Regions from separate parts of the Homo sapiens genome. Here all the other regions are linked to region 3. The links are chromatin loops, found by intact Hi-C in ENCODE. Cell type or tissue: heart right ventricle. All regions are shown on one strand.

Evidence for each region. Hi-C counts contacts between places; a loop is a spot of excess contacts. Peaks named below come from ENCODE experiments on the same cell type or tissue, not always from the same donor. Only the 100,000 strongest peaks of a DNase experiment are listed, where the experiment ranks them.
Region 1: it touches region 3 in a loop (3-fold over the local background); 36 of 110 quality-filtered maps call a loop at or near these places.
Region 2: a loop joins it to region 3, with 6 times the contacts of the local background. A loop is called at or near these places in 47 of 110 quality-filtered maps.
Region 4: it touches region 3 in a loop (3-fold over the local background); 12 of 110 quality-filtered maps call a loop at or near these places.

Annotation. Positions count from the first base shown.
Region 1 is chr6:151,688,306-151,693,305 of GRCh38, reverse strand. It overlaps a transcript of ESR1 not described here. Among named protein-coding and RNA genes, the nearest start is that of ESR1, 120 kb to the left of the region's middle. In heart right ventricle, a CTCF peak has its summit at 2,868; no DNase peak of the experiment used is centred here; H3K4me3 peaks cover 2,383 bases; H3K27ac peaks cover 3,233 bases.
Region 2 is chr6:151,673,706-151,678,705 of GRCh38, reverse strand. It overlaps a transcript of ESR1 not described here. Among named protein-coding and RNA genes, the nearest start is that of ESR1, 130 kb to the left of the region's middle. RefSeq lists an enhancer at 2,641-2,690. In heart right ventricle, a CTCF peak has its summit at 2,801 (motif pointing left); no DNase peak of the experiment used is centred here.
Region 3 is chr6:152,121,987-152,126,986 of GRCh38, reverse strand. SYNE1 (spectrin repeat containing nuclear envelope protein 1) reads left to right here. Exons shown (of 146, transcript NM_182961.4): 146 at 4,311-5,000. The coding sequence ends at 4,551. It also overlaps a transcript of ESR1 not described here. Among named protein-coding and RNA genes, the nearest start is that of SYNE1-AS1, 260 kb to the left of the region's middle. In heart right ventricle, a CTCF peak has its summit at 2,348 (motif pointing right); no DNase peak of the experiment used is centred here; H3K27ac peaks cover 1,600 bases.
Region 4 is chr6:151,438,047-151,443,046 of GRCh38, reverse strand. All of the region lies in intron 2 of RMND1 (required for meiotic nuclear division 1 homolog), which reads left to right. Among named protein-coding and RNA genes, the nearest start is that of RMND1, 12 kb to the left of the region's middle. In heart right ventricle, a CTCF peak has its summit at 1,912 (motif pointing left); no DNase peak of the experiment used is centred here; H3K27ac peaks cover 1,836 bases.

The sequences.
Region 1 (5,000 bases), 430 kb after region 3:
GATGTTCATAAATTCCTAGCAGCTTTGGTGCTGACCTTGAATTATTTCACTGATTCAACCAACATGTATTGAGTACCAGGCACTGTGCTAGGCTTAGAATAGAAATAACTTCCTCATACTGAGTTTCTAATGCTTGGAAACTGCAAGGAGTTTAATGAGTGGCTTAATGTCATTTATTCCATATAATATATCTGGTAGCTACTGTTAGTACTCCCACTTTGCAGATGAGAAATTCAAGGCATGAGGTTAAATAATCTGCCTCTAAATTGCACAGCTAGAGAGTGGTGGGAGCTATGGCTGGTACTCAGTCATTTTCCATGGATCTGAATTAAACTACTTAATATCAGAATTCTTACTGAAGAGTGATCTGCTGTGGAAAACCTGAGCAGAGGTATCAGCTTTCCAGCGAATATTTTTAGGGGCAGATGGATAGGGTAAGCCCCTTCATTCTCCGAAAGAATCACAGACTTTCAGAGAGAAAAATGTTATACGCCTTAGATAGAACGATAAAACTCAATGATGTGTACGCTTTTGCTGTTGGGTCCAGTGGGAATGATTCAGAGGAAGTCTACTGAGATGTTGCCCAGAAGGCAGGCACACCATCATCACTCTTACCTGTACAGTGCACGCCTTTCAAAATAGCACTTCATTAGACAATATGCAGGAGGTTTCACAGATGGCGCCTCTTTCTCGGAGATTAACAATGGAGACCCTCTCCTGATAGAGGTGGATGGACAGGACCATATCTCCACTGCCATAGATGAAGACTATGCTATGACTTTTTTTTTTACAGTGTGGATGGTCTACCCAGAGCTGGGTCACTCTCTTCCTTGCCCTTTTTTCCGAATAGCCAATCTGCAGTCCTGGAGCACAGCTGTTCCCTATTCAAAGCAAAGTAAACTCAACCACCAGGCCGTCAGCCCAAGCGATTGTTCTGAGCAACTAGGATAAATGAATGCAGACAGACTCAGAGAAGACCTGCAGATAACCATGTGAAAATGTTTAGCAGATGCCTGATGTAAATACTTACACTGTGTGGAGGTTTAGAGTGAGTGTTTGAAGGGAAGGTAGATGGTAGCTAGCTCTAAACCCAATATTGAACAAAAAGACACAGAGTTATCAGAAACGAAAGATAGTTGGACTTTGTTCTTGCTGCAAGTTTAAGACACAAGAGCTTTATTCCTTTCCTTGACTGTCACAAGCAATAAAATGAAACACGTATCTCCAAATGTCCAAGAAAAATCTTCTACTCGTAAATACGACGCTTGTATTCTTAAGGAAAATTTTGCTTTTTTCCTACATGTCGTATCTTTTACCTACATTGTTTTTATTTGTAATTTCCTTGAAAATCTGACATTCTAGAGTATTTTATCCAACTGCTACAGCATTATCTGCATGCATTCCAAGGCCTAGTGGGCAGTCATCACAGGATATTAACAAAATCAAAGAAAATATTTGCTTTTGAGAAATAGGAAGGGATTTTATGGTATACAAATGGACCCTGAACCATCCATGGTTCTCAAACATTCTCATCCAATTTAAGTTCTCTGTACGTTTCAGAATTCAGTTCAAATACTTCTACCTGGTCTTCCTGTTTACTCTCAATATTAAAATATGTATATACCACATTCAAAACCAGATGAGTTTCCCAGCAACCTCATATACATGGAGTTGCTCTGTAAGCCTATTAGATCTGGCACATAAAGGCATTAAAAATCTGGCACCTTTAAGCAGGAACCATTGCCATGATCACAAGTCCTGATTAAGCCCAACCCTTCTATCGAGTAAATTGCTTTAAAATCTTTTAATCATGTTGGCTCCTACGGACTTGTTTGAGAGAATACTGGTTATCTTCTTGACAAAGTATGAAACTTACAGTTCAGCGAGCATTTCCTAAGACATGTGGCATTCCTCTAACCAAAATGAAAGTATTCTGCCCTGTCTTGTGACTGCCACATCATTACCCGAGTAGCCCACTGCTATATGTGGTGGAGTCATTATGTATGTGCCATTGTGAGGCAAAAAGGAACTGAGAAAATGGGACACCAGGACTCAAAAGAGCTTGCTTAAAATCAGAGGCCCATTTCAAGACAGAGGGGCTCGTTCTTTTGCTGCTAAATGTGTAGCTTTTCAGAAAACTTGACTGCCTTTAGGAAACAAATAATGGCTTATTCACATCGCTTAGTTCAAACTCACGTAAGTTATGGCTCCAAAGATTCAGAAAACAGGTAGTGTGTTCATGCTACTCTGAGATTTGTCCAATTAAGAGCTTATAAAATTCTAACACAGTTCAACAATACAGTGTCTCCTAGCTAGTGCTAGATCCAATACATTTATGTTATCTGGAACAGACAGGCAGCCTGTGTGTGCTGTACTAAGAAAAGGGTAGTCGGATTGCCCTCTGCCTCAGCTAAATATTATTCTAGAAGTGAATTTCCACTGTACCAAGTTTAGATTTCACATTTTATCATCCCAGGAATACTTGCCAGTAACTTTGCAAAATATCCTTGGAGCAGAAAGACAAAAAAATGAACATTTTTTAAAGATGAGAGGTAAGCTCTGAAGTTACAATATGCTTGTAAACAGTAGCACATTATATCAAAAAGGAAAAAATAAATTGAGAAGAAATAGGAGTACCTACTTGAAGAGAAGATTATCACTCAGAGACTGTCTTCTTATGCTATAGAATGGGCAGGAGAAAGGAGCATGGACCTTTCGAGCCTGTTAAAGAGCTTCTGAGCATGGAGCCTGCATTTTCAGTTTTGGTAAAATCCGTTCTGAGTCGGTAGACAGGAGGCTGTTATGACCATGAAATTAGGAAATGCAGTAACTCAAAAATAAAGAACTAGCACCACCATTTGACTAGGATTGGAAAATCTCATTGAAAAAATAGAGGAGGGGGTGGCCTTGCTTTTGCCAAGCCAGGCCCGAATCTAACTTTCTTAGCACTTCCATTAAGATGGATGTTCAAGAAGAGGTAAATCATGTGTTAATCTGCCTGAAATATTTTTTATGCCATCCAGCCGATTTTCTCTTTATTCGTAATAAAGCTTGAAGTCTAGACAGGCATGTGGAGTTGGAAAAAAAAATAAAACATCATTCAGCACATAAATTTTGTTAATCCAAAGTTAGCTACAGCTAAACTAAAAGCAGGGGCAAGGAAATATCTTCTGTGAGTGTTTTTTGGGACTTTCTTACTCAGGCATGGACTCAAAAGCCCGCTCTGCACTTCTTGTTACCGATTAATGAGGTTCTTGACTTCGGTAACCTGCAGAGGTCTAGCTTCTCACACTCTTCAGCCCTTCCTTCTGTCATATGATCCTTCCATAAACTGTCCGGTATTTCCTGCAGCAATTTTTAAGTTTATGAGGTTATTGATTGTTTGTTTAACACTAAGATAAACATTTTAAAGTAGCAAAGGGGCTGTAAAATCATATTAAAAATTTTTAATAATATTGACATTTTAATATCTCATCATGTCTGGTGTGGTTTATGCAGTAGGTACTTTAAATGAATTTTTAAAAATATTTTCTCTTTTTCTTCTCTACAAGCCTTGAAAAAAGGCTGGCTTTCTGGCAGTGAGAATGGTAGAATGGGGCGGAGGCAGGATCTCCCTCTTGCTACTGTATTTCTCTCTGTCCCAGTACCCAGTACAGAGGAACACCTGCCAAGTAAGAGGTGCATCTCAAAACTGGCATGGGAAAGAAAGAAAACCAAAATAAATAATCAACACTTTAAAACATTTTGAAATCAATGATCTTAACTGTCTTCAGTCTTCTCTATACTTATCAGTTAGCCCATAAAATAATTTAAATATGTAAATTTGTCTGAGAGTAACTTCTCCAGAATACATAGAGCAGGACACATTTTAGTTAATATGTAAAGTATTTAATTGCAATTGACTGAACATAAAATCTCAACAAGATTCACTTACACAAGGAATAATCATGTATACTAACGCATTGTGGGGGTTCTGTAAGCATTTTTATTGTGTTTATTATGATTTCTGGTGAAAGGTAGATTATTGAATAACATGCTCTGAACAGTTCAAGTGTTTTGAAAGCGAAATATTTTTTCTAAATTAATTAAATCTTTCAATTATTTTAGTTGCCAGAATGGGTGAAGTATGCTTTTCAAACAGCATTTAGCTACCTGTTAAAACCAGTTTTACACATCAATACAGAGATGAAAATTACATAGAGCAACAGTTCTCAAAATAGGACAGCTAATGAATTCTGAACTGAAGGTTATAGATTATTTCCTTTTCATTAGAAAATATAAATGTACAATGTATATTGTATGTAAATTATAAATTAACTTAATTATCCTTTAAAAAACTATTATTGATATTCGTTTGCATTCCAATATGTGCTTTCTTGAGTGCAAGAGAATAAAAATGACAACAAATGTCTTCTGAGCATATATAGTCATCCCTTAGTATTAGGGTTGGGATATTGGTTCCAGGACAAGTCCCTGATATAAAATCACATAGTATTTACATATATCCTATGCACATCCTCCTGTATACTTTAAATAATCCATAGATTACTTATAATACCTAAAACAATGTAAATGTGAAGTAAATATGTGTTATACTATATTGTTTAGAGAATGAAAAGAGCAAAGTCATGTTCAGTACTGGCACAATTTTTTTCCTGGATATTTTTTTCTTTTTTTTTTCCCCTAGTATGCAGCTATTTTCCTAGATATTTTTTATCCAACCAGAGGTTGATTGAATCCTCAGATGTGGAACCCACAGATATGGAGGGCTGGCTGTACTAGATGTCAGATACTAGTTTAAGTATCTTTGTAGCAACCCAGTGAGGTAAGTACTACTAAAAACCCATTTTGCAGTTGAGGAAACCGTGGGATACTGAGATTAAGTACCCATACCAGCTGCGGCCAGGGTTCAAACTCACATGGACCAACTCAAGCCTCCATGCTTTTAAAGCTCCATTTCAGAATCTGAACCAGCACAAGGAATTACACACAAGGACACA
Region 2 (5,000 bases), 450 kb after region 3:
CAGAAAAAAAAAAAAAAACCAGTGGTTTGTATTGAGCCCAGACAGGTGTCTGATCCTAGGCTAGGACTCCTTCCCCGGAAACACTTCCAGAAGCATTTTTCTGTTGGTTATCAGTGGTTCCCAACTTGGCTTTGCAGCTACGGAGACTTTACAAATATCCATGCCGAACCCACACCCACAGATGTTCCGATTTTTGGGGAGAGACTCAGGCATCAACTTTTTTTTTTTTTTTTAATATGGAGTCTCGCTTTGTTGCCCAGGCTGGAGTGCAGTGGCACAATCTCGGTTGAGTGCAACCTCTGCCTCCCGGGTTCAAGAGATTTGCCTGCCTCAGCCTCCCAAGTAGCTGGGATTATAGGCGTGTACCACCACACCTGGCTAATTTTTGTATTTTTAGTAGAGACAGGGTTTCACCATGTTGGCCCGGCTGGTCTCGTACTCCTGACCTCAAGTGATCCACCTGCCTCAGCTTCCCAAAGTGCTGGGATTATAGGCATGAGCCACTGTGCCCAGTCGGCATCAATGTATTTTTTTTAATTCTCCAGGTGATTCTCATGTGCAAGGAGAATTGAAAAGCACTAGGTTGGATTCATCTTTTTTACCACTTCTATCCATCTGTTCCACGCAACACCATACATGTGCCTCACACACCTATAATCAAACCAAACCATGACAGCCAATTGCTCAGGCCACCATGTGTATACACTTGCTTCCTGCTTCTTTCATTACGTTTTATTAATTTTTTTACAAATGTAACATGTTTAACAGTACCACCTAAGAGAATGTGTGAGTTTTCATGAGTAAAGAAGTATAACCCCTGAGAAGCAGTTTCAGCATTTGAGAAAATAAATCTGAAACAATACAATCTTCCAAATTTATACCAAACCCTCCTCCCTTTGCAAACTCTGCTTCCCAGGGCGACTCTATTATTGACAATGTGGGCAAAGGGGTAAACAGGAAAAAAAGCCGTGTTCATTTCAAGCCACTAAGAAGCACAGGCCAAAGGAAAAATAAAATCAATCAACCTTTGCCAAGTGGCAAAGAACAAACCAGTGGGGACTGGAGTCCTATAGTCAGCTTTTTAAAGAGTATTATGAACAATAGGGAACAAATGCTGCGTAATCACTCAAAAGATTTACAAACAATGCGACAGAACAATGCAAACTGAGTGAATACTACTGGGTGGATGTTTACTCCGCCAAGAAAAACCGGACACCCTAAGCCTCACTAATAAAAGGCTCTGTGTGTACATTCATTCACAGTGACCCTCTCACCCAGAGAACCATGGGCCTGTCAGTAACATTCTCTCTTCTTGCCTTAAAAATCATTTGGAGATATTGTCATCAAGCACATTAATTCCCATTTTACAGAAAGGGAAATAAAGGCAGGAAGAGGTAAATTAATGTGATCAACAAAGTGGCGGTCAAGCTGCCCCAGGCATAGCTAAGAGTAGAAACCTATCGTTACTGGTGTCATCTCTAACCACAAATTTTCTATCCACTTTCTCAAGAAAATCAGAGTCTTAGTTTGATGTTCTAAAGCCTAACTCAAATTTTTCTTCTTGCTCAGCTTGGTACCTGTAGTTGCAGCTACTGGAGAGGCTGAGGCAGGAGGATCCCTTCAGTTCAGGAGTTTGAGATCAGCCTGGATGACAGAGTGAGACCCTCATCTTTATGGATATATATGTATAAAGAACAAATTTTTCTTCTTTTCCAAAACCTCTTTTGGGTATTCTCCCTTTGTCTTTCTTTCTCCATACTCTGTCTCCATCTCCAAACTGCGTTACACAGTTTGAACATGTTATAGTTAGCTCTCAGGGACCATCCAAACACAGCTTTTTCTTCTGCTAGGATTTTGGTGAATATATGTGTCTTGAGATAAGCAGCCATCTGCTAGGACTTGTTGATGTTCTTTATCAGATAGCAGTTTCTCTGGTGAGGCAGCTTCCGCGAGTGGGAAGGGGTAGATGGAGACAGGGTGCAGATAAGGGATCTCCAGGATGCCTTCCCATGAGGGGTGCTAAATGCAGCGAGTGAGGGTGCCAAGTCTGGGGAAGGAAGGCTGCCCATGTGTTGGGTCTGCTAATTAGCACCATTTGAAAATAATTATGACAAGACCACACAGGGAGAGCATGATATTTCAAGCGTAGCCGACCATTAAGTAAACAGGAGCACTGAACTATATTTCCTTGGTGATTGTGAAAAATCTCCGAAAAGATGGACAGAGGCTGCTGAGGACCTTAGTCCTTTGCAGGAACCAGAAGGAAAAGCCCAGGCAATGCTTCACTACCACACTCTGATTGCTACCAAATTGTTGAGTGTTCTCCATTCATTTCAGTATTTGTTCATAAAACAGGAACTTTCATTATTAATAGCTCAGGAGAGAGAGATGGCTGGTGTCTCTCACATCCCTGTCCCTTCATAGCCCTTGGAAGACCAAACAGAACCAAGTATGGACCTGGCTCACCGAGTTGGGAAGGTACTGGAAGGGGCACTAGTGAAGCAGGCTGGCCTCCTTCGGGCACCTCCTGTCTGCCCACCCAACCTCTCCTCCCTGTGACCCCTGCACCTTTGCTCTTTGACTTACACCAGTTCTTTGTCCTACTTCCATTCTGGCTTGCTCTGCAGTCTCATCTTTATGGTGTTTCTAACTCTCTTGCTTTCCTCCCTTCTCAGATGCAGTCCAAACCTTGACTCTACCTCGTAACTCATTACCACCTCCACCTGTGCCTTGGAATCTGCAGGCAGGTGCTGGCCTTCCCTTCTGGAGACCACAGCCAGCTCTCTGCTGCCCCCACCTGGTCCATAGCAGAACCTGCAGACGGTAACCTGGCAAATTGGTCCTTAAATCTATGGCGGCTTCACCAGTTTCCGGCATCAATTCGAATTTTGCTAATTTTGTTTCACCATAGCCTGGCTTGACTTACGGGTCTCAAACAATGCTTAATGTTTAATGGCCAAATTATGCTAACAAGCAAATGATCAAACTTAGGGGAAGCACTTTATTTTTTAAGGTAAGTGCAAAACAGTGGTAGCATTGTGATCATTCTGAAAAATCTAGCCTAAAATGATGGCTTTTTTGTTTCTAATCACTAGAACACACTATGTAAGTGTAGAGTTATTCCAAAATGTGACCATTTTTGTAACACTGATTTTTTTTTCATTCCAGTTCAAATTTCCTATAATAGTAGTAACAGACGGTGGGGAGGAGGGGAAGAAGGAGGAAGAGGAGGAAAAGGAGATGACTCAGCTATAGTTCCCCTAACCCTCTTGGTTTATGAAGCAGCTCAGAAACTTATTAGAACAAATTCCAGCATCCGAGACCACTGAGCTAACCATCCAACCACCCACACCCAAAGAAATAGCAAGAACATAAGTTTGGACCTGACCTGCTCAGCTCTCCACCACAAGCCTCTGGCTAGACTCAGGTACACAGTAGACCCTCAGTGAGTACTTAGTGAATAAATCAATGAATACGCACGTAATTAGTAATGTTTTCTAAACCATACATTCACTCAGTGCACTAGAAACACTTGTTATTTTATATAGTCTGGCAATATAACAGCACTTGCTTCTAATATTGTACTCAATAGTACAAGTGCCATTCTCTCTCACCCTTAGTTATTTCTATTAATAACTTCAACTCCATATTATATATTTTTAAATGGCCTAGGAGTGAGAAAAACATTTATTTTCATAAACCATCAAGGAATTCCACTGCTATGATTGAAAAATAAAAGGTCTGAAAATACATGTCTACATTTTTTCACCTTTTGAAAACATAGCATTTCTCAACAGAAATCCAATGCAGTTTTACAAATATTCTCTTGTCCATGAACTTTCACTGACATCCAGAAGGTATAACAGTGGGGCAGGTGAGTTTGGTGGTCTTAGGCAGAATGGAACTGCAACTTAGGTTCAGTGGAAAATGATGCAATTTCCTTGCAAATCAAAACCACAATGAAATACCGTCTCACGCCAGTTAGAATGGCGATCATTAAAAAGTCAGGAAACAACAGATGCTGGAGATGATATGGAGAAATAGGAACACTTTTATACTGTTGGTGGGAGTGTAAATTAGTTCAACAATTGTGGAAGACTCTGTGGCAATTCCTCAAGGATCTAGAACCAGAAACACCATTTGACCCAGCAATCCCATTACTGGGTATATACTAAAAGGATTATAAATTATTCTATAAAGATACATGCACACGCATGTTTATTGCAGCACTATTTACAACAGCAAAGACTTGGAACCAACCCAAATGCCCATCAATGATAGACTGGATAAAGGAAATGTGGCACATATACACCATGGAATACTATGCAACCATAAAAAAGAATGAGTTCCTGTCCTTTGCAGGGACATGAATGAAGCTGGAAACCGTCATTCTCAGCAAACTAACACAGGAACAGAAAACCAACCACTGCATGTTCTCACTCATAAATGGGAGTTGAACAATGAGAACACATGGACACAGGGAGGGGAACATCCCACACCAGGGCCTGTTGGGTGGTGGGGGACAAGGGGAGGGAGAGCATTAGGACAAATACCTAATGCATGCAAGGCTTAAAACCTAGATGACAGGTTGTTGGGTGCGGCAAACAACCATGGCACATGTATACCTATGTAACAAACCTGCACATTCCCCACATGTATCCCAGAACTTAAAGTAAAATTTTAAAAAAAAGAAAATGATGCAATTTCTTTTATAATGGAGAAAAATCACTTGGTTGTAAAGTCCAAATTAAGCACAATGTGGATAGATAGATGTGTAAACACACACAAAATGGCAAAAAGTGATATGGAGTGTCCTTTTTTTCAGTGACAAGCTGAAAGTTTGTACTCCAACCTGGAGTACAATGCCATAATCATGGCTCACTGCAACCTCAATTTCCTGGGCTCAAGTGATCCTCCCACCTCATCCTCCTGAGTAGCTGGCAATACATTTGCACGCTACCACATCCAGCAGTTTTTTAATTTGTTGTTGAGATAGGGTC
Region 3 (5,000 bases):
CTAGATGTTTCTGCAAAATAAATCTGTTACATACTGCCAGTGTTAGCCGAAAAGTAACAAAATAAATTAGAAGTTTCTTCTCATTTGGCTTTAAATGATGCATGCACGAAATTAACTCATTTTCATTTCCTTGATTATAAACAATTTTCAAAGTGAGTCATACCCTATGTGCATGGCATTCAGACTTCTCACAATTGTGTGTCCTACACACTTTCTTTTGAAGGGTGTGATTTTAGCCACTACTCCCTCCCTGCCATTCTCCTTATCCCGCAATTGTCTAGGTATTTTGGGACAGAGATGAAGCAACTCCTGGGCAGCTATTTACCTGGAAATTTGAAGGAGTGAGGGAAGTGAGAAAAATAAATAAAAATTTACTTGTAGCAAATAAGCACGTTTTTTGCTGGACAGAACTATCTGATATATCTGTATTGATGATGTTCCTTAAGGAGGCTCACACATTTAATTTTTCCTATATAAACACAATCTAAACTGGCATCCATGTATGTAATAAGACCAGAGGAGAATGACCAGTGGGTAGTCAACAAGTTGCCTTTGTTCTTTCCCTTATGAAATTTCCCAAGACTCTAGAAACTTAGGTGATTTTTAGCACAGTAGCTAAATATTAAAAATAACCCTTTCCCTGGGACCATTAGCTTCTTGATACTAAAATCGCTAGAACAAGTTCCCCCTGAAGATGAGGCAGCTTTGGGCATGTTGAAACTCTGGTAATTACCCCAAGGGGACAGGCATTTTCCCAGTGGATAGTTCGGATATTTTCAAGGGCAGCCAGCTGCACGGACAGTCACTGAATATTGTGTGTTCTCTCTGTCCCCATCTCAGCCCATGACTTCTTCCTAGCTTGGCGTTCTTCAGCATTAGAAGTCATGCACAAATTAAATTTTAATAAAAAATGCTCTGATGCTGTTAAATGTGCCATGTCCTTCAACAGACTCCAACATAGGAGTCCACATTCTGTAAATGGTGACATTTTTATCAAAAATGGGCAAGTAAATTAGTCTCTCTGGCCTTCAGTTTTCTCATTTGCAAAGATGAGGGGTGCATTAATATCCTAAAATTATTTTGGCTGTCATGATTTATGATTCAATGGTTTGCCATTTTTCTCAGGAGTGAACAGGTCAATGGGCAGCCCTTGTTTTGATCTTGATCTTTGACCTAATTGCACAAAGAATTTAACAGTTGACAAACAGGAGCTATTCAGCTCTGTCAGATTGTACTATCAATTATATATGTAAATCTTCCCATCACTAAAGTTCTTAAATGTCTCCTAATGAAAATTAGTCAGGTATTTAATAACTAGGAATTGTGGGAGCTCTCTTCAGTCACTCTGTTATAACTCATCTAGCTACAGGTGTTGAGTGTTGGTTGCCAGGGCATATTTTAAAGTCAGGGGAAGGATGTTTTGAAGAAAATTTGATCCAAAGTTTGTGGGTAGCTATCCTATCCTTCTTAAGACACTTTAAGGCAAACCATTGAATCATTGCAAATGAGAAAACTGAAGGCCAGAGAGACTAATTTACTTGCCCATGGTCATGTAACTGCCTCAAAACAAAATGTCCCCACGTCCACACACGGATTTGATGATCTGCAGGATACTGTGAGGCCTTATGACCAGAGGCTTTAGACACGAGGAAACCACTTGTTTCCAAATATTTTAGGATGCAAGTTCAGGATTCTCTTCTTTGCTTCTACATGTGAGATACCTGTGAAATGAATACGACCTGAATTACCATTACCATTATTCCTATCACCAACCAGCAAAACATTTCACAGCAGAGAGTGCGGTGGGCAGGGATTTTGGAAGCCTGAGTCCCTGCTAGGCCTCTTCCTTTAACTGTAGAATCTGAAGCAAGTCATTCAGCCTGTCTAGAGTCTCCAGGTTCTGGTAGTTAAAATCACAGGGTTGAAATCTTCTGCCACTGGCTGTGTGAGCTTGAGCCAGTTATTTCACTTCCCTGAGCTTTCTTTCACATCATCTGTAAAATGAAGTTAATAAGTACACACCGCAGAGGACTGCTGTGGGGATTAAATGACAGAACCCAACATAAATGCTCAGAGTGCTGCCTAGCAATTAGAAGAGTAAACATGAACTGTCCTTAGCTACTCCCCTACAAAATTAGGAGATGAACTGGATGCTCTCTAAGGCCCTGTCTCAACATGAATATTTTATGCTCAGGTAACTCAAGAAGTTTCTATTTTCCTTTTCCATTAATAAGGTATATGACATACTTCTTTTATGTTCTACTATATTTTCACAAAATATACTTTTTTTTTCCCTCAGCTTATTAGGAATAACTCATTGGTCTTAGCACAAGGGCAGTTAATCAGTTTGACCACTAGATGGTGATTGAGCTCTTGTGGCTTCTTGGGAGATTATTTATACTGACAAATCAGTAGAAGACAAAAACATCGAACAGTAAACTTTAAAGTTAGAAGACCATCTATGCTAATTTGAAGAGGTTAGTGAAGAGGTTGACACCTAGAGATGAAGTGAGTTGTTCAAGGTTACATTACCCTGCCGTTACTTGTGTGGATTTCAGAAAAGAACATGCTTCCAATTTAAACCAGTGATTTGATTTTTCCTTACACCACAAGAAGTGTATAGAAACACTGCGTGCTGCCTGTTTCTTGGGGTTTCTGCAGAACCAATATCTGTTTTTGAGATAGAGTCTCGCTCTGTTGCCCAGGATGGAGTGCAGTGGTGTTCCGATCATGGCTCACTGCAGCCTCCGCCTCCCGGGTTCAAGCGATTCTCCTGCCTCAGCCTCCCAAGTGACTGGGACTACAGGCACACGCCACCAGGCCTGACTAATTTTTGTATTTTTACCATGTTGGCCAGGCTGGCTTGAACTCCTGGCCTCAAGTGATCCGCCAACCTCAGCCTCCCAAAGCGCTGGGATTACAGGCGGGAGCCACTGTGCCCAGCCCTCTCCCATTTTTCTTTGATGGTTTAATAAAAGAGTTTTGAATACTCCCTCTGTTCCCTTCTAAGGGGATTCTATCTGTTTTTAACATTTATTTTCTTAGGTGTCACTCCGCATCCCCCACCGATATTAGGGTAGTCTGTCTTCAGAAATTAATAGGTAATAGGTGAGCTACAAACATAGTGCTTTCTTCTGGACCAAACCTACAGTTACCAATACAGCTTTCACACGCTCATATTATTTCAGTAGCCTCACATACAATGTCCTTATCCTTGGTGATATTAAAACTCTTAAGGAATTTATACTAGTTGTGAGGGAGTGTTTCTTTTGGCTACATCTTTTATTTTTGTTCATTCAATGTTGTATGGGTCTGAGTGTACACCAAATGCCTGTCGTAAACAACATTTCTTTCTTCATCTTTTCTGCTAGTAACCAAAAAAAGGTAATGGCTGTTCACAAAAAGAAAACAGTAGCACCCAACTCAGAATCTACTTCCAGATTCTGTATTTTCCAGGCAGTCCTTCTTAAGAGTTCTGAAACCTGTACTCAATCTCTAATGCACTGTTTAAAAGGAAGATAAAAGTGAAATAGAAAAACTTGTCACTTTGAGTGTAGAAGGGGCTGTAGGATGACAGTCCATCCTCCTCAGAAAATGGTGTCCATTTTCCAAAGTAATGACGTCAGTGATAGGATCAGCCTAGCATCTACATCATACAACACCAGTGTTCTGTAGACAGACTCCACTGCTATTCCTTGTTCGTACAGCTTTGGAACCCGCTAATGTCAGGGCCTGATGCTGATTCAGTGCAAGATGAAACCAGGGTATGCTCTATGATTAATGAAGCTTTTATGGGTCTGTGCAAAATGACAAAGACTGTTTTTATTTTTGCTGCATGGATTTTGGCATATCCAGGATGGCTAGATGGGATACTTGGTATGATTCTGACAGCAACTAATTTTGCTTAACAATGTTCATGATATTCTTAAAACAAAAATATGCTGCATCAAATATCTACATTTTAATTATTCTGGATCTACTTAATTCATGCTAGTAGAATGTGTATAGAGCAGTTATTTTCGTTGATAGAAAATGTTTCACCACATTAAGGGGTAAAAGGAGTAGAATTTGAACCTAATTACTTACGTTTAGTTGACTGACTAAATGTTTATTTCTTGTCAGTGCAGTTTCCAACAACCTCATTTGATGGTGGGGGGTGACCTGGGCACACTGTGGAAGGCTGGCAGCTGATCGCCAGGCTGGGGTGTGCTTGGCATGGCCCTTTAGCTTCCAGGAAGGTGCAGAGGCAAAAAGCAGCGTCCCTCCGACACTGGAGTTATCTGAGTAATTTATGTCCATTCTTCTCTCAGGTCCACAAAAGGTGGCTCCGATTCCTCCCTTTCTGAGCCAGGGCCAGGTCGGTCCGGCCGCGGCTTCCTGTTCAGAGTCCTCCGAGCAGCTCTTCCCCTTCAGCTTCTCCTGCTCCTCCTCATCGGGCTTGCCTGCCTTGTACCAATGTCAGAGGAAGACTACAGCTGTGCCCTCTCCAACAACTTTGCCCGGTCATTCCACCCCATGCTCAGATACACGAATGGCCCTCCTCCACTCTGAACTAAGCAGATGCCATCTGCAGAAGTGCTGGTAGCATAAGGAGGATCGGGTCATAAGCAATCCCAAACTACCAACAAGAGGACCTTGATCTTGGCGAAAGCCCTCGGTGTGGCAGCTTTAGCCCTCCTCCAGATCACATGTGTGCAAATTATGGCTTCAGAGGTGGAAGATAAACAGTGACGGGGGAACAAACAGACAACAAGAAGGTTTGGAAGAAATCTGGTTTGAGACTCTGAACCTTAGCACTAAGGAGATTGAGTAAGGACCTCCAAAGTTCCCCGGACTCATGAATTCTGGGCCCTTGGCCCATTCTGTGCACAGCCAAGGACTTCAGTAGACCATCTGGGCAGCTTTCCCATGGTGCTGCTCCAACCATCAGATAAATGACCCTCCCAAGCACCATGTCAGTGTCGTACAATCTACCAACCAACCAGTGCTGAAGAGATTTT
Region 4 (5,000 bases), 680 kb after region 3:
CAGAAAGCATGTGGACTTTATTTTGTTCCCATAGTTGCACCCAGCTCATCTTTTCAGCTCTGCAGAACAGCGTGCATCTGGAGTTGGCTGAATGAGGTTTCAGTCACCCTGTCTGTTGGAATTAAATCTTTACCTGGTCTCATTTTCAGAGATCATAATCTGAGATACTCAACCCACATCCCTTTGGCTTACAATTCCTAAAAGCAATAGTGGATCCAGTGGCTTATGCCTATAATTTCAGTGCTTTGGGAGGCTGACACAGAAAGACCACTTGAGGCCAGGAGTTGAAGACCAGCCTGGCAACATAGCAAGACTCCCATTTCTAAAAGACTTGGAAAAAAAAAAAAAAAAAAGCCGGGCTTGCTGGTGCGCAGCTGTAGTCCTAGCTACTCAAGAGGCTGAGGTGGGAGGATCGCTTGAGCTCCAGGGTTCCAGGCTGCAGTGAGTCGTGACTGCACCTCGCTCCGTCCAGCCTGGGCGACAGAGTGAGGCCCTGTCACTAAACAAACAAGAAAACAATAATAGCAGTGCTTCTTGTTAATGTCCAGTCTTTGAAGAGAACAGCAGAGGATGGGAACGGCAGGTCTGAGTGGCATGGAGCCCGACACCAGGGAGAATGTTTTCAGGCTAATAGCACTGTGTTACAGAATCACTGGTGGACTGTTAACCATTTTTTTGAAAAATGAAATAGAATAGAAAATAACAGAATACATTGCTCATGATAAACGTAAATACTGGTTTGTGAAGCTTTTGTGGCAATTGGTGTGTAAGCATATATGTGTATATGTACTATGTTTAATGATTTATAGGTTGTAGTCAGAAAAACTTACAGGATAAAGCGTGATCTTGGTAACGTAAAATGTATCTGTGTTTTTATAGCTTTAATCTCCAATCAGTATGTTACAGGAGAAAAGGCATTTTTCCTTAGTATGATCTATCTACTCACAGTACTTCTGACATCAAATATATGGGGACCTCTTCCTCCTCCTACCAGCCAGTTCTCCAATTCTCCAGACACTAACAAGGTGTCCTGCAATTCAGTTCAATTCCAGCACTAGCCAGAGTTAGTGCAGACGCCAGTTAGTTAAGCTCAGCCCCACAAGACTGCCCTCCCAGTTGACACCTGTGCTTCTGACCAACCAGCTCTATGACAACCATCCCCTCTTCAGGTTTGATTATTTGCTAGAATGGCCCACAGAACTCAGGGAATCATTTTATTTATGTTTACTGGGTTTTTTATATAAAGTATGCAAATGAACAACCAGATGTAGAGGTGCACAGAGTGAAGTCAAGAAGGGCCTGGAACTTAGGAGCTTCTGTTCCTCATAGAACTGGGCTGTGCCACCCTCCTGGCACATGGATGCATTGATCAACCCAGGAGTTCTCCAGACCCCATCATCTGGGTGTTTTTAATGGAGGTTTCATTGTGTAAGCCATGATTAATGATTAACTCAATCTCCAGCCCCTCTCCGTCCACCAGAAGTTAAGGGTGAGGCTGAAAGTTCTAAGCTTCTAATCAAAGTTTGGTCTTTCTGGTAACCACCCCCCATCCTGAAGCTGTCCAGGACCCACTGAGAGTCACCTCATTAAAACAAAAGATGTTCCCATCACTCGTGAAATTCCAAGGGATTTTTAGAAGCTCTGTGTTAGTAACTGAAGGCAAAGAGCAAATACTACAACCAAAAATGCCCCTGTCACTTAGAAAATTACAGGGGTTTTTAGGAGTCTGTACTGGGAACCAAGGACAAAGACCAAATGTAAATGTATTATATCACTATAGAAGCAACATTGCTGTAACACACTAATTTTCTTCAGTAATACAGTGTAAATGAAAGTATAATTTTTAAAAAAATGTTCTGATCAGAGCATGCGATGCTCCTAAAACAAGAATCATATGTAGATTTCTAGCCCCATCTGCTGGAACATGTCTTCTTTGGCCAGAAAAACAAAACATACTAAAATACAGTGGTTTGGGGTTTTTGCTTTTTGGGTTTTTTAAAACATTTTGAAGTAGAAAAGCCCTGAATATCATAACTATTATCGGTTGGTTTGACACATCTATTTAACAGGAAGGTGTAGATCCCCATCCTGAAACCCAAAATATGCTTTACATATATATGTAGCTAATGCTTAATAAGGATTCACTGTAAAAATCCAGAAAAGGATGTATAAAAATGAAAGCTGCTCAGAAAACAACAGCATCTTTAATAAAGAAAAAAAAGCAGACAAGACATTCCATGATTCTCTTTCCTTTTACCAAATAGGCTAAAATAAAAAAAGCAAAGAAAACAAAACCAAAACAAAGTGTCTAAAACGTCAAGTTCATCTATTAATAGAAGAAACCCACAACTAAGACTCAGAGCTAAGAAGTTTAAGGAGAATACAGAAAGTAGTGTAGCAAACCATATAAGCTGAGTGACATTGGATAGAACTTTGAGCCAAACTAAATGGGAGATCCCAAGAGAAGGAAAGGGGACAGTTGACAGTCTGGAAAACCTACAACAAAGATCCTTAGGATGGCCAAGTGAAAACAGATTGTGTTTAAAGATTTATTCATAATTTATTTGGAGCTTAGAATATATTTTCTCATAAAAATAGTGATTGACTTGTCCTGTCCTTGAGAGTTGAAAATAGTACACATTCTCAATTTGCCGTTAGTGTCGGAATATTCACATAATTTGGGATACCAGATTGCCCAAAACTCAGTTCTGAATATATTGAGCCTTTTATTTTTATCTCCAAGTGGCGGTTTTTAAAACTGACCTTTTACCTTGATTTAAAATAATAGTGCCTGGCTGGGCATGGTGGCTCACGCCTGTAATCCCAGCACTTGAGGCCGAGGTGGGCAGATTACCAGAGGTCAGGAGTTTGAGACCAGCCTGGCCAACATGAAGAAACACCGTCTCTACTAAAAATACAAAAATTAGCCAGGTGTGGTGGTGCATGCCTGTAATCCTAGCTACTCGGGAGGTTGAGGCGGGATAATCACTTGAATCCAGGGGGTAGAGGTTGCAGTGAGCTGAGATCGCACCACTGCCCTCACGCCTGGGCGACAGAGGAAGACTCCGTCTCAAAAAATAATAAATAGGCCGGGTGCGGTCACTGATGCCTGTAATCCCAGCACTGTGGGAGGCCGAGGCGGGAGGATCAGATGAGGTCGGGAGTTTGAGGCCAGCCTGACCAACATGGAGAAACCCCGTCTCTACTAAAAATACAAAAATTAGCTGGGCGTGGTGGCGCATGCCTGTGATCCCAGCAACTCGAGAGGCTGCGGCAGGAGAATCGCTTGAACCGGGGAGGCAGAGGTTGTGATGAGCCAAGATTGCACCATTGCACTCCAGCCTGGGCAACAAGAGTGAAACTGTCTCAAAAATATAATAATAATAAAGTAAAAAACAGAATAAAATAATAATGCCTGCCACCGCCATTAACAGACCTTGTACTCTAATGCCAAGCTGTATATGGGACAGTTGCCAGCATGTCTTCACTGGCACTATAAAATATAGCCAAGAAGATAGGCTCTGAGAGTAAGAAGTCTGTGTTGGTTAGGAGTAATTTTGTCCTGGCTCTCTGGTATAAAGCTCTCAAATGTAAATCCGGGTGGGATAATGGACTCAGCTCTGTCTGCAACATGCCACTGTGCAGAGAAGCACTCTCATGCATAAGCTTTTTATGCTGTAAACTATAGTAGCTGAAATTAAATGCCACTTTTTCAGAGGTGAATTAATGGAGAGCCTGGTGAAATTCAAAGCTTTTTGATGTATAAAACTTGATAAATGGAACTATTCCATCAATAGGCGAAGTATAACAACCTGTCTACATAGATAGTATGTAATTTCTGCACAGGTCTCTGTTTAGTTAATACATCACTGTATATCAATCTAGAATCTTGCTCCAATAAAGGAACATAAAGTTGTGTTTTGGTTTTGTTTTTGTTTGAAACGGAGTCTTGCTGTGTCGCCCAGAGTGCAGTGGTGCAATTTTGGCTCACTGCAACCTCGGCCTCCTGGATTCAAGGGATTCTCCTGCCTTGGCCTCCCAAGTAGCTGGGATTACAGGTGTGTGCCACCACGCCTGGCTAATTTTTGTATTTTTAATAGAGCCAGGGTTTCACCACGTTGACCAGGCTCGTCTCGAACTCCTGACCTCAAGTGATCCATCCGCCTCAGCCTCCCAAAGTTCTGGGATTACAGACGTGAGTCATTGGGCCTTGCCAAGGTTTTTGGGTTTTTTTTGGAAAAAAAAAAAAAAGTAGTACACATTCTTAGTGCAGATGGGCTTGGCCAGTACCACATGATGGTGAAGCAGACGTGAGACAACAGGGAGAGGCAGGGACAGTGTGGGCTGGAGACCCTGGGCCCCCCTACTCTATCCTAGTCCATTATTATAGCCAGATCTTCCACTCGGTCAGATGATGATGGAAATCTGGATTTTGTGTGAAATCTCTCAGTTTATTGTTGACAAGTCAATTTGAATTTTAGAAACGTGATGTAGGTCAACTCTTGAGTTGGATGGTTCTCCGAGCTGCCAGTTTACAACTCCGATTCTAGCAAAAGAGACAGCCTCTGCCATTTTCAGTACAGCTACAGGAAGATCCTTCAGTGGACTAGCTTGTGACCTGCTTATCTCCTTTTTGTGCCTCTTGCTCTTCCCACTTCAGCCCAAACTAAGCACATGAGCTGTAGCCATCACAGAAGTAATTCTGACATCCAACCTAATGTACTGTGATTTCACCTAGCAAGCTTGAGTGAATTTGCCAGGTCTTGCAGAGTGGAGCCTACCCGATGTCTCGCCTGATGCCCCTTGCTAGGATTCCTTTCTTTCAGCTGGCCGAATCTTTACACACATCGTACATCAGCTAGTTTTAACTCCATGAAGCCTTAAAAAGAACTAGTGCTCACAGGTCTAAACCTTAAGCACGTGCCTGTTCCCTGTACTCTGGTAACTCCTGATACATTTTTATTTGTATATCCCCGTGTTCCTACTTTCATATGTGACTA